Linked DNA regions of Homo sapiens: region 1 is linked to region 2. The links are chromatin loops, found by intact Hi-C in ENCODE. Cell type or tissue: psoas muscle. All regions are shown on one strand. Each heading gives the region's core, and the rest is flanking DNA. Links, peaks and the distances in the headings are about the cores only.

Evidence for each region. A loop is a pair of places that touch in the nucleus more often than their neighbours do. Peaks named below come from ENCODE experiments on the same cell type or tissue, not always from the same donor. Only the 100,000 strongest peaks of a DNase experiment are listed, where the experiment ranks them.
Region 1: it touches region 2 in a loop (9-fold over the local background); 2 of 110 quality-filtered maps call a loop at or near these places.

What each region holds. Positions count from the first base shown.
Region 1 is chrX:45,061,868-45,069,087 of GRCh38, reverse strand. KDM6A (lysine demethylase 6A) reads right to left here. Exons shown (of 30, transcript NM_001291415.2): 16 at 6,340-6,441; 17 at 5,271-5,666. Among named protein-coding and RNA genes, the nearest start is that of DIPK2B, 140 kb to the left of the region's middle. In psoas muscle, for the core only: no CTCF peak of the experiment used is centred there; a DNase peak (open chromatin) is centred at 5,547.
Region 2 is chrX:45,002,773-45,019,943 of GRCh38, reverse strand. It overlaps KDM6A (lysine demethylase 6A), which reads right to left. Exons shown (of 30, transcript NM_001291415.2): 5 at 8,925-8,983. Among named protein-coding and RNA genes, the nearest start is that of KDM6A, 140 kb to the right of the region's middle. RefSeq lists an enhancer at 6,427-6,546. In psoas muscle, for the core only: no CTCF peak of the experiment used is centred there; no DNase peak of the experiment used is centred there.

The DNA of each region.
Region 1 (7,220 bases), core at 4,318-6,817, 51 kb before region 2:
TAAGGGCAGAACTATTAAATCTATGAAAATATTTCAAAAAATACCTAAAGTTTCCCCATCTATCCATCCACACATATTTAGAAGACTAGATAGGCTTGGTGCAGTGGCTTATGTCTGTAATCCCAGCACTCTGGAAGGCCGAGGCAGGAGGATCGTTTGAGGCCAGGAGTTCGAGACCAGGCTGGGCAACACAATGAGACTCCGTCTCCACAAAAGAAAAAGAGAGAGAGAAAGGGAAAGGGAAAGGGAAAGGGAAAGGGAAAGAGAAAGAGAAAGAGAAAGAGAAAGAGAAAGAGAAAGAAGAGAGAGGAGAGAGGAGGGAGAGAGGGGAGAGAGGGAAGGAAAGCAGGCAGACAAGCTAGGTGTGTTGACAAGTGTGCCTGTAGTCCAGCTACACAGGAGGCCAAGGTGGGAGGATCTCTTGAGCCCAGGAGTTTGAGCCAGCAGTGAGCTAAGATGGTGCCACTGTACTCCAGCCTGGGTGACAGAGCAGAACCTTGTGTCTCTCTTTTTTTTTTTTTTTTTTAAAAAAAAAGGGGAGAAAAAGACATTTTAAGTCTCCACTAATGACTTTGAGATAAACTTTATTTTTCATCACCTGAATTTGAAAACTTAGAAAAATACACTGCTACTGTTAAAGCAATCTGAGGGGGCAGTATACTAACAGTTAATAGAAGTTTTAAGACTAGAGGAAGATCACTTAGGGCATTTAATAGAATGAAAATATGATAACTGGAACTAATTTTTACCTGAAATTTGCCTCTGGTGTCACAGAGAAACTTCTTTAAGAAGAATATTTTCATTTCATTTTACTTACAAAATAATTAAATAGGACAGCCAATTTTTCAGCAACACTGATTAAAGTAACATTGGAATCATAAAACGAGTTTACATTTGGAGTTGAGATTACTTCAGCAACAAGGTTAGAGCATTTTGTCAGTAATAAGCTATAAAAGAATAAAACTATAGCTGATAACAAGATATTTATATACTAAAAGGTGCATTTAATCATCTAGTTAAAGTCAGCTAGCATGCCCCTAAAATCAGTTTCTGAAGCTGAAAATTTTAAACTAATGTTTTTACTCAATAGGCTTATCTACCTAAAACACTAGATATATTAAAAGTTGATACACATTGGCCAGGCGCAGTGGCTCACACCTGGAATCCCAGCACATTGGGAGGCCAAGGCAGGCAGATCACCTAAGGTCAGAAGTTCAAGACCAGCCTGGTCAACATGGTGAAGCCCTGTCTCTATTAAAATACAAAAATTAGCCGGGCATGGTGGTGGGCACCTGTAATCCCAGCTACTCGGGAGGCTGAGGCAGGAGAATCACTTGAACCTAGGAGGCGGAGGTTGCAGTGAGCCAAGATCGCACCACTGCACTCCAGGCTTGGCGACAGAGCCAGGCTCCATCTCAAAAAAAAAAAAAAAAACAAAAAAAAGATACACACCAGTGAGTGTGTAAAGGAGTGCAATTAGTTGTAAATGATTTAATAAGTAACAAAGTTCAATCATAATAAAGGAAGGTTGAAATTTGTAAGTTACATGAAAATTTCTCATAAAGCAAAAACACTGCATATTATAATCATATCAATATTTAAAATATTATCCAAGAAAGTCTGGGTAGGTGAGTTAAAATTTCATCAAATGTAAAATATTTAATTCAGAGGCCAATTATTTAACAAATACACTGATTACAATATGCAGAAATGTGACAAAGTAACTATTTTATTACATCTTCTCTATCTGCAAATCAAGGTATTTTAAGCTACAAATTCTTTAGAGTACTTGCTGAATAATCACCTACAATTAATATAATTTTACTTTCATATCTTAAATTATACCCTTGCTACCAAAAGCAATCTGAATAAACCCATTCCACACTGTAATGTAAATTCCTCCCTTGATCAAAAACTAAAAGGTAGATATACCATATAGGTCTACCAGTTGTCTAGTTTTCATTACAATTTCAAAAATTATTCAAATAGGTTTGTATAAGACAAGTTACCAAAAAGGCCTCTTTAGAGTCTATGATATTAATACCATATATCAACAGCAGAGACAGAGGCTTCCCAGCTGTAGTGATATGCAGAAACTTCATTTGGGAAACTTTTGACCTGGAATCAGTTCAACATCATTTTCTAAACAACTCTCTCAACCTCATTACTTAAATTGTAAAGTTCCTACAGATAATGGCTTTGAAGGGCGTGTGAAGCAAAGGCTGGGGGCTCCCTGCTACTTAGTATGGTAAATTACAGAAGCCTCGTGGCCTGCCAACTGAGGAGTTCCTTTTTATTAGAATTACGAATTACGTTTTTAAAGAATCCCACATTTCCAAAACAGGGTTAAGAGAGTATTGAAAACTTCAGCAACTAAGTGAGCCAAAGAAGTAGATGTGAGAGAAAAGAAAATAGAACTATGCTTTACAATCATAACAAAGGCTTTCACTTATTAACTGCCAGTTATACCTTAGAACTATGATAGGCATTTTAACAAAAATCTCGTGTTATCCTTTTAACAACTGTTTAATGCTTAAAGACAATGAACCCCCAAAATCCCATCCTCTCACCCATTCTAACAATTCCCCTTTCTCCTTTGCCATTTTCTCCCTCTCTACTGAATCTTTCCCATTGACTTTTACTGTTATTTCTCTCATTTTAAATTTAAAACAACAACAAGACAACAACTCCTAATCCCATTTTCCCTGTCAGCTACACCCGGTTGTTGTTCTCTTTTATGCCACGGTATATGGAAATGGAAGCCTTGGCACTGTGCAGTGTGTAGCCCAAACAACTGTAAGCATGTGTGCTGGAACTGTCTATACTTGCTACTTCAGTTTTTCTCTGCCGATTTTATATTATCTTGAAGCGAACTACAATTAGGCTTTTGCACCCCAACAATCCACTGAAATTGCCCTTATCCAATGGTCAGCATATCTTTTCTGTAAAGGATCAGATAGCAAATATTTTAGGCTTTGTGGGTCACCCAGTATCATATATTATTCTTTTTTTACAACCCTTCAAAAATATAAAAATCATTCTTAGCTCACGGGTTATAAAAAACACAGGTCGTGGGGTAAATTTTGCCTGTAACCTGTAGTTTCCTTACTCCAATAATGTCAGCAAATATCTCAGATGGTCAGTTTTCAGTCCTCACTTTATATGACCTATGAGCATTATTTGATCATGTCCTCCTCCTTGAAACTTTCTTCATTTGGCTTCCAGGGCATCACTCACATTGTCTTTGATCTCCTACTATGTCACAGGTCAATCTCTTCTATTCTTCTCTGCTAGTTCTTCAATTTCCTAGCCTAATACACTGGAATGCCCTAAGGCTCAATCTTGAGTTCTTTTCTCAATCTGTTCTCACTGATTGGTGATACCATCCAGTTTCATCCATCCTTCTAGTTGGTCAGGCCAGCTGGGACTCCTTTCTCACACATCACTCTATATCAACTAATCCTGTTGGCTGTACCTTCCAAATATACCCAGAAGCTGACCACCATCTACTACTACCACTCTGGGAGCCATCATCAACTTTTAACCTGGATTACAGGTATAATCTCTAAAATGGTCATACCATTTCTACTTTTGCCTCTTTCAGTCTATCCACAGAGTACCAAAGAGGACCTAGTCAAAAACAAAGTTAGATCACATCACTCCTCTGTTCAAAATCCCCCTACGGTTTCCTGGATACTCAGAATAAAATCCAGTATCCTTATAAGGCTGATCATGATTTAGCCATCCTGTTTCCAGCTGGAGCACATTTCTCTCTCTTCTCACTCCTTGCCTGTCCTGTTCTGCCATGCTTGCCACCTTGATTCTCCTCAAATGTGCACAGCACAATCCTACCTTAGGGTCCATTGCTCCGTGCTGCTCCCTAGACCTGGAACAATCTTATCACAAATAGCTTCAAGGCTCACTCCTGTAACTCTCATCCAAATGCTATCTTTCAGAGAAGCCTTCCCTGCCCTTCTGATTTATAACTGCAACTCTCCTACCACCAATCTCTAGTATTCTGCTGTTCCCTTTCTATTAGTGCTTTTTTCCATAGCACTAATCACAACCATCATCTAATGTTATATATGTATTGCTTATTTGTTTACTATCTATTTACCTACACCAAGTAGAGACATCTCAGTATATTTTCTTTATTGATGTATTCCCAGAGCCTTGAGTAGGAAATGAACCTAGTAGGTACTCAGTATTTCTCTAAGAATGAATAAAGTACTAATCACTTTAGATCAGGGTCCCACCAAGGATATTAATTCAAGAATAAACTTAAAAATCTTAGAAAAAGAACTTATTTCAGTTTTATCAATAATATAAGACTAACCGACAATCAGCCAAATATTTCTCTTTTTAAGTCAAATATTTCTCATAGTAAATTAATAAAAGTACAAGCAATTTGGCTATACATATTGAGAGCATTTTCTTAAAACTTACTCTTTGGCCCTTCAGTTTCACCTCAGCGAGTACCCATATCATGGAAACAATCCAAAATATGGGAAATACTATGCACATAAACATTCAGAAGTAAAAACTTAGAAATTAAATGTCTAACGAATGTGCTAACGTTGAATACATTATGACCCATTTCCTTGACAAAAATAATGTGCATGCAATTCATTACTCTGTTTCAAAAACTTTAGTGGATCAACTTTGCCTTCAAGATAAATTTGGCCTCTCCCTCAGCCTCTTATTTCACCCTCCCCTCTTCATAACCTATCTTCTAGGCACACTTCACCAGCCCTCTCCTCCCCTAAACTCTAGCTTCTGGAAGACTCTGACATCTTGGTTATGTGCTCTCGTAGGTACTCTGATAGAACTTTCCCACCAAAGTCACACTTCACAGTCATTATGGTAAATACTTATTCACTGGTCTTTTTCTCCCACTAAAGCAAATACCTAACACCTAGTTTAGTGCCTGATCTTAAGTAGGCAGTTTATGCAGAAATGAACTAAGTAATATTACATAAATGTGCTTATGATGCCACTGTAAATTAATGGTGCATTTTGGGTGATTTATATGATCTATTTTCTTCCTTTGTAAATTTGCTAAGTTATCTATGTCGGTAGAGACTGTACAAAGGGAACAAAGATATACTCATGTATGTACATAATGAATCACAATGTAGTAACATTGTAGTGCCACAAAATTCTTATAAAACCAGTTCCCCAAACACTTCTCTCTTCTTCTCTCAAAGTGTATAAAACCCAGTAAAAACATTTATGTGAAAAGCCAACAAGGAAGCTAGTCCTCCTATTACCTGAGTGGAGTTAGATAGTTGGTTTTTCCACGGCTCCTCTGCGCTGCTGGTCAGGTTTGTGCGGTTATGAGGTAGAGTGAGTGCGTTTCGCTGCAGGTAAGGCACGTTTCCATTACTTCCACTTCCTGTTATATGATTATTGCCTATCAAAATAGTGTCTGTACTTCCCAGCGTTCTTGATGTGCTACAGGGAACATGGCCTGCAGAAAAGGGTCCATTGGCCAAAGGCTGCCCAGGGCAGGCAGGACGGACTCCAGGCTGAGAGACGCTAGGCACTCTGGTCAGAGCAAGCTGTGGCTGCTGGCCAGAGACTGAGTTTGTAGGCAGTGATGAGTCAGCTGTTGGCCCATTAGGAATTCCAGTAGATCGTACCTGTGCAACTCCTGTTGGTCTCATCTGTCAAAAAAACAAAGGAAAAGTAAATGCTGGTTGTGTAATCTATAGGGAAGAGAATCTATAGGGGATTCTCTATGAATCCCCAGATGAATATGAAGATGTATAATTAGGGAATGTGTGATTTTACCCAAATGCTTAATTTCTCTAAGTTGAGAAATACATACTTTAAAAACAAGAAATTGTATTTGTTCATTTTAAAATAAACTTCCTTGAAAAAGCAAAAGTCGGTTTCAAAAAAAAAAAATCCCATTAGTAATGACAAAAGGAAGCAGCTGAAAATTATAGAAAACGACCCCGAACTTATAGGTCCTTCTCTCAATCACAAAAGAGGGGACATCTCAAAATTTCATTCTGTTACATATATGCCAGATCCTGTAAACTAAATAAGCCCTAAAAACCTTGCCTCAGTACTAAATAATGTAAACAAACCCTTAGAATACATGTGAAATATCATGTAAATAAATAAAATACAAAGTATCTTCTTCAAAATTATAGTTGCTTTTGTCTAAAAATCTCCGTCAATTACCAGTATTTTAAAATACAGAGATTACTAAATTCTGTCAAATACCAGTAGAAAGTAAAAATGAACATAAACATGCTCTAAAATGACATTAGAGTCAATAAAAATACTCAAAATGCTAACAAATTTCAGGGAAAAATATGCTATACACACTTGGTGTTGTTGCATTAAGACAAACTGACTTTCCAGCTGTTCCAGCATCAGTTTCTGTGCTGGATTTAAATTATTTCTATTTGCGCGGAGCTGTTCCAAATGCTAGAAGAAGAACAAAAAGAGAATATAGTCAAAGATATATTTAGGAAATAAGATCATTATTCTAAGCAACCTTTCCCTGAAATGACTAAACTCAGAACCACTATCTGGTCAAACACACTGTCTTCTGACCAACAGTCACACACTCCAAGATGAAGTCCTTTAATAAGCTTGAGAAATATAAGAATGAACTAAGCATTCATCTGAACAAGATTTACTATGAGTTCTTTGTAATAGATGGGCATGAAATTTTACTCATCCATACAGTATTCTTAGGTATTCACAGAGAAAACTCTTGAAGCTTAAAAATATATTGACAAGTATGCTAAAAGCAGCACTGTCTGGAATAAGCAAAGTCTGAAGACAACCTGAATGTCCAAAATTACTGATCTGCTTAAATAAAGGTGTTACATCTATATAAAGAAATATGATGTAACCATAAAAGAACAAGGAAGCTCTTCACATATTGACATGCAGAAGTCTGTAAAATATGTTGTTAACAGCAAATAAGAATCCTATCATTTGTGTAAAAAAGAAGAAAAATAATAATACATGTGAGAAAGGGGGGGATGTATATTTGCTTGTACATACATAACATACCTCTGGAATGATAGATAGGAAATTAGTAATACCAGCCACATTTTGAGTGGGTAGGGGCCAGAGTTAGAAGAAAACTTTACCCTATATACCCTATATTTATACTTTATGTAGTGTAAACCATGTCCTGTTTAAAAAAAAAAAAAGAAATTAAAAACAAGAATGAATGCTCTTCATTATTCTGG
Region 2 (17,171 bases), core at 6,463-8,962:
TCTTTGCCCCAAATTCACATTGTATCTTTTATAAAAGGTTTTGATCACCAATAGAACAAGTTCAGGGGTTGGGGAAAGAAACACTTTTCATTGAATACATTATTATATTGTTTAATTTGATCATATGACTGTATTGCCTACTCAAAAATAAATATTAAAATAATGACAAAGAAAAATGTCTACTTTGAATTTTGAAGGTTATATCAGATATAACAGTATATTCAGTATCATTTTAGGTTCCTCTACATGATTTAAAGCTTCTTCCAAGCACAAGCTAATATATTATTTGCAAAACTTTTAATCAATTATCTCTACCCCTACAGACCTTAAAGTGGCTATTTAGAATCTTAGATGCTTTCAAAACAAAAACAATCTTTTGTATAAAATAGTTCGAAACATCATAGCCACAAAATAGAGCAAAATAATACTTCATGTATTTAGTAACTTTACTTTCATCAATTCATACATTATTTACTTCCCAAAAAAGTGTGAATGGTTATGTACACTTTTGCTATAAAATTAAGAGTCCTAAAAGGTAGTGTTTATTGCAGATGGCAGTGAGGGGTGGAACACAGGTCTGGCATCAGACACCTTTACCCTGATTATGACAGTACTTTCTTCTGAAGGGGAGCTGGGTATCCATCTGTTAGGTGGATTTTTAAGTAGGTGGGGTATGTGTGTTATTATCTGATGTATATAGGCTTTGAGGCAGGAGAGGAGAGTTAAAGCACTGACAGGCAAAAACTGTGGTAAATTACCATTCTCATTTAAAGGCAGCTTCCTACTTAATCAATGTACACTTAGGGGTTGGGGCAAGTCACATGTTTGGAAAAGGCATCAAAAGGGTTAGGACGAGGACAACTGCAGCAATAAATGCTGCCAATTAAAACATATGGTGTGACTGGGAAAGGGTATACAAAGACTTTTAGAAGCTTCTGGGGTGATAGCAGTATTTTATTTCTTGATGGAGGTGGTGATTACATGAATGTTTATTTTATAACAACATGTTAAGATATACAATGACGATTTATGCATTTTTCTGTAGGTATGTTATATTTTATAATAATAAAATTATGGATAATGCTTCTTAACCTTACCTTATAGGACCAGAAAACTCTCTAATGGAATGGGTCAGAACTAAGCAATGTCCACACATGCCAATAAAAAACCCAGGCAGGCCTGAGTCAAAGATATGAAAGAAAAAGAATGAAAGTGGAAAAGAATAAAGAAATAACAAAGAATTCAGGAAAGGAAAAAGGTATAACAAAGGGTATGTCAGGAAGAGAAGGAGAAGGAACACAGTACAATAACAGCCCCTCAGGTGCAATATTTCCTACTCTCAGTTTCTATTTCTAGCCTTTTCCCTAAACACAGTATTTGTGGATATGTTTTACTCCATGGGTGCCTTTAGCACAGACATCTTTTCCACTTAGTTCACAATGTCACACGGGCGCAAAGAAACATGGGTTTAACATGTTCTCTATGTCTGTTAACAAACTGAGGTTAAAAAAACACACTGTTAATCTATAAGCAAAAAACACATGTTCCAAATAACAGCAGTTGTCTACGTTTACTCTTTAGGGACTATTAAGTGCCCAGGACAAGGTGCAACCTATATATATATAATCAAAGTTCTCCTCGTTGTTCTTTCTAAGTTTATCTCTAATCGAAAACCTTATAGACCCAATCTTCTGCTTCTGTATCTCATTACTAGATTACTGAAATAGTCTCCTTAAGGACTTTCCTTGCTCTGCTCTGGCTTGTACATATTCCCTCAAACGTGTGGCTCCTGTGATTGCCTAACAATTATGATACTATAAATAAAATCTCCATGTTGCACTTAAGATGGGTGAGCAGTACTTATTCAACTCCATTTCTTCTTCTACCCCTATTATTGCTCCTCCTCAGCTATAAACTGGCTTATCTCAGGAATTCTTAAATACTGGTTCTCCTGACTTCACTGCTTTTCCTTACTAATTCTCCTGATCTCTAATATTTTGATTCATCTGCTGCCCTCTAAATCCACTATTATCGTCAAGACACACCACCCAAACTGGTCAACGACAATTTTTGCTTAGTGTAAACCAGCAGTTAGGTCTACTTTACGATCAAATCATTTCATTCACTACCTATCAGTGTGCTGTCTCCAGTTTTTCCAAGTGTATTCCTTGAGGCCTATATTTCTCTTCTATGTTTAATATCCTAAAATAATACAGCAAAGGGTTTAAATTTAATAGATGTTTACTGGTGCCATCACATTTACAGTTAATTGATGGGACTTCTTTACTGATCAGTTCTTCTAACACAAAACACATTATTCGAACATGTAAGTTCATTTCCTTTTCTAAACTTTTCCATGTTCTTCTCCTGTGTGCGTCTTCAGGTTTATCCATCCCAAGAAAAACAAGTAAATAAATAAGAAATAAAAACACTGGGGGAGGGGGAGAAGGAAGTACAAGGGAAGGTGGATTTGGAGTTAAGAGTTTAGAGTTAAGAGTTGAGGGAGTGGGAGGGTAGAGAAAATAGGTAACACTCAGACTACATTCTAATTTTGGTCATCAGCTTACTGCATTCATATTTCACCAAAATGCAGGTGGCCACAACATGATCTCTATGGCACAAACTAGACTAAATCATTAACACATTCAATTTCTGTAACCTCAGAATTCTGACTGATGGAATTTTAGAACATGAGAAATAGCTACCAGAAACCATAAATACTTTTATGATACAATTCCCTGGAAAGGTTTACAGTTTTCAAATACTTAAAGCATATTCTCTAACGAAACAAAAGAAATGCACATTGCTCTGCATGGTATCATTGGCATTTTTCTTAAAATCTGAAAAATATAGTTTTTATATCATCAAAATAGTTTCTATAGATTTTCAGTTTAAAGGATTTTTCATTTAATGTTTGCCACTGTTAACCATTTTAAAAAGAAAATGATATAAAGCTAAAACCTCAATAACACTACCTACAAAAAACATATACATGTGCTGAATATATTTCACAATGGTCATTTTTAATAAGACTTCCACAAAGTCATTTTTAAAGCCTCCTCTAAAACTATAGTAAAAATAATAGTATTAATATTCTTAGCACAGTTCCAGTACATTTGGAAAGACACATAATAAAACTTTAAGTTGGCTGGGCATGGTGGCTCATACCTGTAATCCCAGCACTTTGAGAGGCCAAGGTGGGTGGATCATGAGGTCAAGAAATAGAGACCATCCTGGCCAACATGGTAAAACCCCATCTCTACTAAAAATACAAAAATTAGCTGGGCGTGGTGGCACGCGCCTGTAGTCCCAGCTACTCAGGAGGCTGAGGCGGAAGAATAGCTTGAATCCAGGAGGCAGAGGTTGCAGTGAGCCTTGATTGTGCCACTGCACTCCAGCCTGGCGACAGAGTGAGACTCTGTCTCAAATAAATAAATAAACAAATACATACATACATACATACATACATACATACATACATACATACATAAAATAAAATCAATAAAACTTTAAGTTCTCTGAGGCTAACAGGCTGAACAAGAGATTTCTCACAGAGATATATGAAGGGATAAATCAACTAATTCCACAAATTTTCATACTAATAAAAGAATATTTTAGCTCTAATTTAGTTATAACACATACATACACAACACAGATATACATATATATTAGGAAATTTAGAAGTTGTTTCTAAATAATTAGAAACATTTGATGAAGTAAGGGACAGGTAGGTAAGATTTTAAAAGGTTGAGATGGAAGAAGGCAAAAGTCACATAGGTTAAAAAAAATGCTTAAGATGTTTTCAGGGAAATGTTAATACACTGTGACTGGCACAAAGAATATATTAATATTTAGGGGAGCAGTAGGCTAGAAGGATCATTTGAGGTTGAATCAGAAATGACCTTAAATGTGAGGCTAAATTAGAAATGTCATACCCTGGATTATTCACACTGACAGTTGCTAATATATCACCTGTCCTGGTTCTTTTCTCCTCTCTAGCCACTCTTCATTTCATCACTTCAGGAGTGGGATTATTTTCTTTCCCCTACCCTATTGCAAGATTTATGTTTTTATTCACAATTTCCCTGAAGCCTAATTAATCAAAGCCCTTCCAAAATTTATCTGGCAATCTATGTATCACTGTTTAAGTGTAACTTTATCAGAACTGCCTTAAATCTGCTATTTTCCAAAATAAAAGTATATATAATAAACTCAAAACATGTTAACATTAACTGCTTAATTTCAATGGAAATGTAAGAGTATGTTTGTATCATGATAGCTCAAAAATACAACGTTTGCCAGGCTCCATGCTAGACAAGCCTCAGAATCAATGGTACCACCATGCATTAGGTCTATGTTGCATTATTCTTTCGTTCCATCAAAAAGCTGTAAGAACATCATTAAAACCACTATTCTTTTTCTTTACTGAACCCAAAGCAGTGACTATACAGGAGAGTAGAAATTCCTACACCCCTAAGAACACTTGTGACTAGTACAGTGCTATGAAAATGAATCCTACAGAAACTTTACACCAGGCTCCGTGGCTCACATCTATAATCCCAGCACTTTGGAAGGCCAAGGCAGGAGGACTGCTTGAGCCCAGGGGTTCAAGACCAGCCTGGGCAACACAGTGAGACCTCATCTCTACAAAAAAAAATACAAAAAATTAGCCAGGCATAGTGGTTCAAGCCTTCAAGCCTGTAGTCCAAGCTATTCGGGAGGCTGAGGTAGAAGGATCACTAGAGCCCCGGGAGGTTGAGACTTCAGTGGGCCGTGATTGTGCCACTACACTCCAGCCTGGGTGACAGACTGAGATCCTGTCTCAGAAAAAAAAGAAAAGAAAAGAAAAGAAAGAAAAAAGAAGAGAAAAGAAAAAAGAAAACTTTAGTAGTAATTTGTTAATATTTCTGTCTTTCTGAATTCATTTCTACCTCATTCTCCTAATCCTTTTTTATGTCAAAGTAATAATTATCACATTTCCTTATTAAGCCTGTCAATTATATTTGGGGGCTTAATTTCCAAAATCCTATGCTTCTAGCACAGTATCTCTTACATTTGCTGCCATAAGACCATTCTGATATTGATCAATGGAATGGAAAGAAGGAAAAAGGTTACAGGACAGAGATAGTTAATAAGGATTCTTAGGAAGATATATTTAGAGAGATGGCTATAAGCTATACAAGGAAGAATGATTTCTATTGTACTGACTTTATCTTTTCCCCCAACTATCTTTTTTTAGTCTAACTTTTCCTTGCTTTGTATTTCACTTACTCTCACCCTAGGATATAGGTTTCCTTCCAAAGGCAAGGAGCTCAGTTCAAGGTATCCCCTAGCAAAGAGCCACCTTAATGAATAAGAACAAGTGAATGCAGGGGCTTGCATGCATGCACATGTAAAGCAATGGCTTTTTAGAGACTGGTTTCTAGCACTCTGCTGCATATATTTTACACTCTGCTTCTATGTCTTCCTTTATCCTTCTGGGCATCTTTTAAGTTTGGTCCCAGATTACTGAGTAAAATAACAGCATAGCTGTTACCGTAAGTCCAATGAGGATGGAACAGTTGACTGGGCTCCTCTGTCTAAGAAGAGGCTGCAACTGATACTGGAAAAACTGACCAAATAATTGAACTATCTAGAGGCTGACCAATAAAATCAACTCTGAAATAAAAAATAGGTAGCATAAGATGACAATAGGTTAAGAGTAACACTATAACTAATAAAATTGCTCTCAATATTTTAAGTCACCAACTCAGACACACGTTGGTCACACACATTATCATAAAATGCTTAACCTCAACAAATGCCAACAGACACAATTAGCAAATACCAAATTTTACTTAAATTATAAATGTACCAGAGATACAACACTCTGAAACATCATAGGCAGATTCTTCATGCTGACAATACAAAACAAGAACCCATACTCATCCCCAGAAACATTTCTCAATAGATCCCAAAGAACCTGACATGTAACTAAAACATTCCTGATCCCAGTAATCAGCAAGTATCTACAAATAAAACACAAAAGTAGTTTTAACCTAAATAAGCTCCAATCAATTAAGGCTGTACTCTAAAACTATCACCAAGCACCTACCCCATACTTTCTAATTTTATAGCTGTTAAAGAAATATCAAGTTAAAGCAAAAATGTGAGGCAAATTTGTGAAAGAACATTTGATTAGCAAGAGAAAAACACAGCCAGAGTGAATTCATAAGATAGGGTGTGAGATGTATCATTTTAGGAAGCAGCTATAAGAATTGAAACTCAAGACATGAGAAAATGATGGTAACCAGAACAGGATCAACAGAGCAGGGGGCACTTATTAATGTAGACATTGCATTGTCCTTATATCATTCAGTTTCATTTCTTAGGTCAACTGAAAAATATAGAAATCATATGTAGATAAGGAATCACAGCTACAAGCCTGCTAACTTAACATGGCCACATGCTTATTAAAGCAATCAACATTTGAACTATTGACAGGTTCACCTCATTACTAATTTTATGTTCTTAACCCCAGTACACAGAGAGGCTTACAAATTGCCATAGGTATGCGAAAACTGGCTGGTATGAGGTAGAACAGAAGAGTTCCTCCCCTCAGGTGTCACCTAAATTATTTCTAGTTGGCCATAAAGATTATATCAATGTGCTCAAGTGAACAATGACAAATACTGATTAAATAATAACCACCTCTCAATCTTAAAACCTGGGGACAGAGTACAATAAAATATTTGATTGGAGACTATGAGCATAAGCTTGCTTCTGCCACTCAACAGTTATGTAATACTGACTAACACACACACACACCCCCTTGCTTTCTCCATCTACAAAATTAAGGGGGAAAAACTAAATTATCTCTAAGACTACTTCTAATTCTAGAAGTTTAGAATTTGAATTCTATAAGTAGGCTATTAAAGAAACTGAAAGATTTTAAAACAGTCCTAATCTATCTTTGGTTTTAAATACAATACACTGAACATGAAGTTAGGAGGCTTTATTTAGGATAATTTAATAGAGAATAAAATTACAAAGCTTCTTCATAAAAATCAATTATACCTTCCTAAGATTTACAAAGAAAACCAGTGATCTGAATCATTATAATACACTATATACACACAGGTATTCTCTAACAAAGCAGTGCTTCCACACATGATCAAAAGCCAACAAGACCAAAAGCTAAGAGGGAAGAAAAAGGATACTAGGAAAAACCATCCATGTATAAAGCCTCCTCTTTAGGGAAACCATATAAAATCACTGTCAATGCATATGTAAATGCTCTGTAATAAGTATTCAGGGTGCCCAATAGGTATATGACAGAGTTGTAACATTTTGCCACTCAATCACCTTCCTTTGGACTCCCACAGAACTCACCCGTGAGCTTAAAATTCTGGAGCACAGAAGGGACTCTGAAAAGGTCAGATACACTAAAAATAAAAAATGTCACCAGGTGTGGTGGCTCACACCTGTAATCCTAGCATTTTGGGAGGCTGAGGTGGGCGGATCACTTGAGGTCAGGAGTTCGACACCAGCCTGGCCAACATGGTAAAACTCCGTCTCTACTAAAAATACAAAAACATTAGCCAGGCATGGTGGCGGGCGCCTGTAATCCCAGCTACTTGGGAGGCTGAGGCAGGAGAATCGCTTGAACCCGGGAGGCGGAGGTTGCAGTGAGCCAAGATCGTGCCACTGCTCTCCAGCCTGGGCGACAGAGTGAGACTCTGACCAAAAAAAAAAAAAAAAAAAAAATCTACATTGGGTTGACATTTTATAAAATGTACTGTATCTCACTTGATCATCAAAACTCTATAGGAAAGGCAAGTGACTGCTATGTAGTTTTGTTTTTTAAACAAATGATGATGCCAGCGTGGGGGCTCATGCCTGTAAATCTCAGCACTTTGGGAGGCTGAGGTGGGAGCATGCCCTGAGGCCAGGAGTTCAAGACCAGACTGGGCAACATAGGGGGAGGCCCCATCTCTACAAATAAAAACAAACTCTCTGGGCATGGTGGCATGTGCCTGTGGTCCCAGCTACTTGGGAGGCTAAGGTGGAAGGACTGCTTGAACACAATAGATTGAGACTGCAGTAAGCTGCAATCTCGCCACTGCACTCCAGCCTGGGCAACAGAGTGAGACCCTGTCTCAAAAAATAAATAAATAAATAAAATAAATAAATAAATAAATAAACAAACTAAAGAGGAAACAGACCTAGAGAAGTTATTTAATTCAAGATCAAACTAAGTGGCAATGCTGTGACAACAATACCAATCTTTCAACTAAAACTATATGCCTTTTTACCCCATTAGTGCATACTATTGTCTGGTAAACAGAAAAACAACAATGGGGCAAAGGCCATAATATTACAGGGTACTTCACTTTACAGTTTAGAAAATCTTATATATTACTATTATTATATTTAATCTCCAACTCTGAAGTGGTACTATTCTACAGAGAACTGAGAGTTTATGAGTTGGTGCCTAGTTACTGGATATTGGAAAGTGCTAGCTGGTATGTGGAAGGGAGAAGTGGTCAATCTTGTCTAGAAGTCTGAAAACTAGCCATCATAGACCATTTACCCACATATCTTGACTTCTGAGATCACAGTGATTCACCAGTTCAAATAACTTGGGGAACACCAGTCCATAATGAATGACTAAGAAATTCCAAAAAGCTTTCTAATCTAAGCCTTCTTCAACAGAATCTTATACTAGATTCTTTCAGGAAAACATACAACTCTAAAAATCTAAGGTGAGCCAACACCCTTCAAGGAACAATCTAATCATTTCAAAAGATTACTGAAAAGTGTAGGTTTAATGACACTAAATTTTCTATTTATTACACACACACACAAAAAATCAAGCACAAACAAAACAAGCAAACAAGCCATTTACTGAAAATGACTGAATTACTGGTTTTATGTCAACTTACCACTGAAATGCATTATAATGGAAGTAGACCAAACCAAGACCATATAAAAAGGCAGCATTCTGTAAAGGAAGGGAAAAAGATTTTTAGGAAAAATACTTGTATCTAACATATATGATGTTATTATTGTAAAATACGGTATCCAAGATGTTTTAAGTCCTAAAATTCTATCATGCATTACAATATATTTTTAAAACACCAAAATAACAGTGATCAGATGGCACAGATTCCAATCAACTTAGAGAGGTATTCCAGCCCTGAAATAAAAATATTTACTAGCAGAAATTCTATGGTCAAATCTAAAATTAAAAATCTATTCTTCAGGAATAAGAGAATGCTCAGCCTATGTTATCCTATTCTCTCTTGCTTGTATCTACATTCTTCCTCTGGTTCTTTTTGTTTCTTGAATTGGATTTAATTTTATATTTAGTACTGCCAGGAAGGTAGTTAGAATTCAAAGGAAATGCACAGTATAAACCTAAAACAAATTTTAGTATTTAAGAAAAATAGCATCATGCCAATCATCACCTAGGCATTAACATCTTGTGCTTTAAATATCATTGACTCCTTTTGCAGTATGAAACAAGACATGTGTCAACACTTATCCTGACTAACTTTGACCTCTGGACTCCTAATAGGATCCAGCTATTTATATAATTTATATTTATATAACTCCATGATTTTTTTTCTTTTTTTTTTAAAGAGACAAGGTCTCGCTCTGTCACCCCAACGCGATCACAGCTCACTGCAGCCTCAAACTCCTGGGCTCAAGCAATCCTCCCACCTCAGTCTCCCAAGTAGCTGGGACTAAAGGCATGTGACACCATGCCCAGATCCTACTCCTTATTTTCAAAAACAGCAAATGTTTGAGTACCCAGTATATGTTTTATCAATAACCAAGCAAATCTATTTTAGTAAATCTTCCCTATTAAAAAAGAAGGTAAAGCTTTCATACTGATCTGTGTGAACAAATTTCTTCTTCGAAATTATAAGCTTCAAATTACAAATGTCTCTGATTTCTAAAACTTCAAAATTTTAACTATTATTACAATGCTTGTCATGCTGCCTGCGTTGCATCTCCCAAGAAAGACTGTGAGATAAAGGTTTTTGTACAAGTAGTTTATTTGAGAAGTATCTGAGGAAATACCTTTAATGAAGTAAAGAAGTGAGTCAGGAAAGGAAAGTATGCCAATAAAGGATGCATTATGGAGCTGATTATGACTCTAGGCAACTGGGACTCAAGCCTGCTGGAGATCTCTGGGAGACAGTATGGAACATTTCTCAGAGTCATCTTGCCCTAAGTATGAAGGAACTAGGGTAATTATACTACAACTTCTGTAATTCATTAGTTGAGAAAAAGAACCAATGATGTTTAAAGCCCAAAATGTAAACAGCTTGTCAGAGGCATTTGAACCAGAAGAACTCCATCTTGAATAGGGGCTGGGTAACGTAAGACTGTGACCTACTGAGCTGCATTCCCAGGAGGTTAGGCATTCTTAGTCACAGGATGAGACTGGAGGTTGGCACAAGATACAGGTCACAAAGACCTTGCTGATAAAAACAGGTTGCAGTAAAGAAGCCAGCCAAAAGCCACCAAAACCAAGATGGCAACAAAAGTGACCTCTGGTCGTCCTCACTGCTCATTATACACTAATTATAATGCATTAGTATGCTAAAAGACACTCCTAGCAGCACTATCACAACGTCAGAACTCTGTAAGGTCTAAAAAGGTGAGGAACCCTCAGTTCTGGGAATTGCCCACTGCTTTCCTGGAAAACTAATGAATAATTCACCCCTTGTTTAGCATATAATCAAGAAATAACTGTAAGTATTGTCAGATGAGCAGATATTCCTTTACTTTCTTAATAAACTTGCTTTCACTTTACTCTGGATTATCCTCGAATTCTTTCTTGCGTGAGATCCAACCTGGGGTTTGGATCAGGACCCCTTTCCAGTAACAAGCTGAGTGACTTTTCTTGCTTTTTAAAAATGCTAAAGTTTGTCCTAAAATTATATTGTGCATTTCCTTTGAATTCTAAGTATCTTTCTAGAAACACTAAGTTTCTTAAATACATTGTCAAATGTAAAAATATGGTAATTTCATTTTATTAAGTCCTCATTACCCCCAATTTTCCGAATGAGGAAATTATATTACAGAAGTATTCACAAATTCCAGGAGTCACAAAGGTCTCAGACAACATCCATTTTTAAATTTCCTGTTTAAATTTTTTTTAATTTTAAATTTAGTTGAAACTGTTTTTAATCAGGATCATTCATCTACTATCCCATCCCCTGAAATAATCTGAGCATTTACTTGGTGCCAGGGACAATTCTCAAGGGTTAAACAAACCAATCTGAATAAAATATACTTCCCCTGCTCTCAAGAAGTATGCAATCTAGAGGGTGGGGGAGAGGAGGCATGGATATTCAGAATGTGGTAAAAGTGGTAATAGTTAATCCAGAGTCATTTAGTGTTCTACCTAAAAAGTCAAGATTTGAAAGACAATGGGGGTGTGGGGGTGAGGGTGGTTGTGAAAGGAAAGGGAGCAACATCTTAACATCTATTTAGGCAACTGCCTGGACAGGGTGGAGTGAGCGTACTATAGAAATATGAGTTTATTTTTATTTTTTTTATTTTTTATTTTCTTTGAGATGGAGTTTCGCTCTGTCGCCCAGGCTGGAGTGCAGTGGTGCGATCTCGGCTCACTGCAAGCTCCACCTCCCGGGTTCACGCCATTCTCCTGCCTCAGCCTCCTGAACAGCTGGGACTACAGGCGCCCGCCACCACGCCCAGCTAATTTTTTGTATTTTTAGTAGAGACGGGCATTTCTGATTTCAGGACACACTGTACATTCTCCCAACTTCATTCTTCTCCCTCTAGGAAATCTTATTCAATCCCCACCACCCTATAAATTCTATTAATCATTCAAGATCCATTTAAATGCCACCTTCCCCATGAAAGCTTTGCTTCTTGTCCCACCTCAAACTAGAGGTGATTTTTCCAACCTCTAAATTTGGTCTTACTGCAACGTCTCTATCATCTGACATTATTATGTAACAGTAAAAACTTAGTTTTATGCAATATCTAACATCAACTCTTTCAAAAGGTTCTAAAAAACCTTATGTGGTGGTAGAGGGCTTCATTTATAGAATGAAGAAACTGCATCAGAGAATAAGCAATTTACTCAAGGAAACAGGTACTAACTAGCAGACATAGGAACTGAAACTAGGTCAGTCTCCAGAGCTCACTCTTAACTATTACACCATATATTTGTTACTTGTGTGTTGACTAAACTCCATCCGATCAAATAAAAATGCCATAAAGGCAGGAGTGATCACTGCCTGTATTCCTTGTTATCACCTAGCACAGGGCGCACTTCCATAGAGTAGATGCCCAAAGATTTACTAATCCAATCACCCAGTACAAGGGGACTTCAAAAAGTTCATGGAAAAAAACAGAATTAAAAGATAAAAATATAAACATTATTTCTCAACATAAGCTCCATCAAGTTCAAGACACGTTTGTAAGCAATGACACCAGCCATTTAGTCCAGCCCTAAACAACTGAGGGGTCCTGGGGGATGTAGCCATGTCAATGCAGTCTTTTTTACATTATTTACTGAAGAAAAAAGTGGGTGCCCTTTAAAGATTTTACTTTAAAGATTTTTTAAAATAGGAAATAAAAAGAAGCTGGAAGGAGCCAAATCAAGACTGTATCATTTCCCATGAAAACTCTCAAAACATTGCCCTTGTTTGATGAGAGGACTGAGTAGAGGCACTGCCATGGTGAGGCTTTTCTGGGCATTTTTCTGCTAAAGCTTTGGCGTTCTTAAAACATACTCGTAATAAGCAGAGGTTATTGTCATTCTTTGGCTCTCCGGAAAGTCAACAAGCAAAATGCCTTGAGAATCCCAAAAAACTGTTGTCTTGATCTGTGCTCTTGACCGGTCCACTTTCACTATGACTGGATCAATTTCTACCTCTTGGTAGCCATTGCTTTGATTGTGCTTTGTCATTAAGATCATACTGGTAAAGCCAAGTTTCACCTCCTGTTACAATCCTTTGAAGAAATGCTCAGGATCTTTTTTTTTTTGAGATAGAGTCTTGCTTTGTCCCCAGGCTGGAGTGCAATGGTGTGATCTCGGCTCACTGTAACCTCCACCTCCGGGGTTCAAGCAATTCTCCTGACTCAGCCTCCCAAGTAGCTGGGACCACAGGTGTGTGCCACCATGCTGTTAGATATGAGTTCTAAATTTCTTTTCAAAGAATCAATATGTCAGTATGTTCAATCCTTTACCTTCTACTTTTAAACTTCCTCACAAAGCAACCTTTTTCGATTACCTGCTCCACCCTGACTCATTCTGATTACTGATTGCACCCTGACTCATTACCTGCTCTGTCATAACCATTTTTCCCACCAAACCACTCACCCCGTCACTCTCTTTAAATCAGCCAATTGGAATTAGTTTAGCCTGGGCGGTCTAACCCTAGCCAAGAGGGGAATGACACAGCAGTAGGGGCTACGTGTGTCAGGGATAAGAACCCCCTCCCCTCCCTTGTCCAAGTGTGCGCTCACCATTGCTTCTATAGAAGGCACACCCTTCTATAGAAGTATCTTGTCTTGCTGAGAATTAAAAAGAAAATTTTATATTCGAGTGCTATTTCTTTTGCAGCACTGAAACTTTATGTATAACAATTTGGGGGCTCACCCATGATTACATTCCCCTCCCGACAGTCTCTGGTTCTCCCTCATGAGGAGGCATGCCCTGCCCCTTGTGGTCACCTCAGGGGTGAGAAATCAGAACTCACCCAGTGCGAGGAATAACCCAAGCTCTTGGCAACATGGCGGCGGGGGGGGGCGCAGGGCTGGGGGGGACTGGCCAGTAACCTAGCTTAAAGGATTCTCACATACCACACTGATGACTGTACACAGACCAAGGAAGGAGAAGCCACAGGAGCCGGTAAAGTATTTCCTTGGTGGTAGGGACCAAGGTAAGAAAGCCGGGTGGTGGGTGGTGGGTGGTGGGTGGTGGGTGGTGGGGGGTGGGGGGGGTGGGGGGGTGGGGGGGTGAGGTGAAGTACTCCTTGGTTGGGGTGGCTTACAGGTTAAAAAGAGGTGAGACATGCCCATTGGAGGGGACTGAACTTCACACGAACCTCCAGTAGTAGAAAAGGTGAGAAATTTCCAGTGGGGGAAATTGAGCCTCCCCACAAAAGGTGACAAATTTTCAGTAAGGGAAATTGAACCTTGAAACTTACCCCAAAACCATCAAGATGGGAAATAACCCAAGCAAGACAGGGAGCAAGAGGGATAAAGATGGTAACAAAGATATCCCCCCAGATAGCCCCCTAGGTCTCAAGCTAAAACACTGGAAGGATAACGAAAGGACTAAACATAGGAAAAAGCAACAAATGATAAAATATTGCTGTTTAATTTAGACTCAAAGACCCATCCTCAAACCCTCAATCTTCTGGCCAAAGTTTAGATCGAATGAGGATGTAATGTGTCAGCTTCTAATCCGACATGTTAATGATAAAAGTCGAGTGTCTCAGAAGAACTAGGCTATGCCCTCTGTTGGAGGCATGGACCTGCCCTCCTTTTTCCCTTAAAAACAAATAGGGAAGAACCCAATCTGGCACCTCAAAATGAAAAGTCAGAGGAGCCAGCTCTCATGCCTAAAGACTCCAGCGCATGGGATCCCCTAGACTATCTTCCCCCACTCAGTGTCCCCAATCTTTCCCCTCAGACAGCCACTGCCTCCTCAGATCCCATTCCAAATTCCACCTCCACTCACGTTATCCCTCCTCCTTATAACTCTGACTCTTGGGAATTACCGTCCCACCAGCCCATTCCCTCCCAACCTAAAGACCCCTCTCTAAAAGGACTCCAGCGTGAGGTAGAACAATGTAAAAAAGATATTCAGAATTTCCCATTTCCCTCCATACCTAAGAGGCCCAACCCTCTTCCCTTTGAAAGAGGTACCATAAGGAGGGGGGGGCCACTGGCTTTGTAAATGCTCCCTTAACCAAAGTCTAGAATTTTAAAAAGGAGCTTAAACCACTACTAGATAACCCTTATGGAGTGGCAGACCAAATTGCCCAATTCTTAGGACCTCAGTTATACACTTGGGTCGAGTTAATGTCCATCTTGGGCATCCTCTTTTCAGGAGAAGAAAGGAGTATGATTTGTAGGGCTGCTATGGTAGTTTGGGAATGTGAGCATCCTCCTGGTGAAAACGTTCCTACCGCGGACCAGAAATTCCCCGCCTGAGACCCCTGGTGGGACAATAACAAAGCAGATCAACAGGAAAATATGCAGGATCTAAGAGAGACAATAATAAAAGGAATTCGGGAGTCAGTACCCCGAACCCGAAATCTTTCTAAAGCATTTGACATACAACAGGAAAAGGATGAAGGGCCTATGAGATTCCTAGACAGACTGAGGGAGCAAATGAGGCAATATGCAGGCCTCAATTTGGATGATCCCCTTGGGCTAGGAATGTTGAAACTCCAATTTGTCACTAAAAGTTGGCCAGACATTTCAAAAAAGTTACAAAACATAGACAGTTGAGAAGACCGTCCCCTAAGTGAGCTTCTCAGGGAAGCTCAGAAAGTATATGTGAAAAGGGATGAAGAAAAACAGAAACAAAAGACAAAACTTACGTTTTCTACCTTCCAACAGATGGCTCCAAACCCAGGTACTTCTAGACAGTTTCCAGGGAGCTAGAAACTATAAAGGGTCCAAACCCTCTTTTAAAGGACCCCAGTCTCCATCTGGAGGACCAAGGTCCTCATCTACCAGGCCCCCTAAAGAGTATGGTGGAGCAGGGTTAAAGAATCCCAGAACTAAGGAGGAAGGACAAGATAGGTGCTATTGATGTCGAAGAACAGGCCACTTCAAGAGAGGATGTCCTGAACTAAGAAAGGACAAAAGAAGCCCTTCCGCTCATGACTTTCAACGAAGAATAGGGAGGTCAGGGGCTCTGTCTCTTTTATCTTGAGTCCCTCTCCGGGGTAAAAGGGGAAAGAGAGGGGAGAACAGCAGCATAAGCGTCTGGCAGAGGCAGGGAAAAACCAGCAGAAAGGAAAGAGAGAGAGAGAAGCGGGGGTGGAAGAGGGGGTGGAAGGGGGAGAAGGGGGAGAAGAGAGAGAGAGGGGAGAGAGAGGAGAAGGCAGGGGAGAGAGGAAAAAAAGGCAGAGAGAGAGAGGAAGAGACAGAGAGACAAAGAGGGAGTCAAAGAGAGACAGAGAGAGGAAGAGACAGAGACAAAGAGGGAGTCAAAGAGAGAGACAGTCAAAGAGAGAAAGAAAGAGAGAGAGAGAGATAAGTAGTAAAGGAAAAAACAGTGTACCCTATTCCTTTAAAAGCCAGGGTAAATTTAAAACCTATAATTGATAATTGAAGGTCTTCTCCGTGACACTGTAACACTCCAATACCACCTTGTCAGTGTAAACAAGGGCATAGCCCAAAAGCACTGAGGCCACTGACAACTCGTAGCCTTCCTATCAAAAATCCTTAACCCAGTAACCCGCAGATGGCCCTAATACATTCAATCTGTAGCGACAACTGTTTTGCTAACACAAGAAAGTATGAGGCTATTCTGTTAAAAAAAAAAAAAAAAAAAAAAGAAGGATAATTCAACATTAACCACTAAAAATTCCCTTAACCCAGCAGGTTTCCTAACAGGATCTAAATCTTAATTACTGTACAAAGGTCCGACCAGACCTAGGAGGAACTCCCTTCAGGACAGGACGATAGACAGTTCCTCCCTCCTCCTGGGTGATTGACGGAAAAAGACACAATGGGTATTCAGTAATTGATAGGGCAACTCTTGTACAAGCAGAATTAGGAAAATTGCCTAATAATTAGTCTGCTCAAATATGGGAGCTGTTTGCACTCAGCCAAGCCTTAAAGTACTTACAGAACCAGGAAGGAACCATCTATACCAATTCTAAGTTAATTTGGACTAAACAAGGTCTTATTAATAGCAAAGGATAACTGAAATCCCAAACTTACAAGGTTTTCAACAAAAGTAAAGTTTGCTAAAAATTAACAGTGTAACATGTATTATCCTAACTTCTAATCTTGTGGCCTTAGGCAGTCTAGTCCACAGACATAAAGGAAGTTCACTTTGGAGAAGAATGAAAAGGGGGGGGGGGGCGGGGAGGGGAAGAATTTATATAAAAAGAATGTTATATGGTAAATTCTTGTCCTAAAATAAATTAACTGGTTGTTTAAAGAAAGGGATG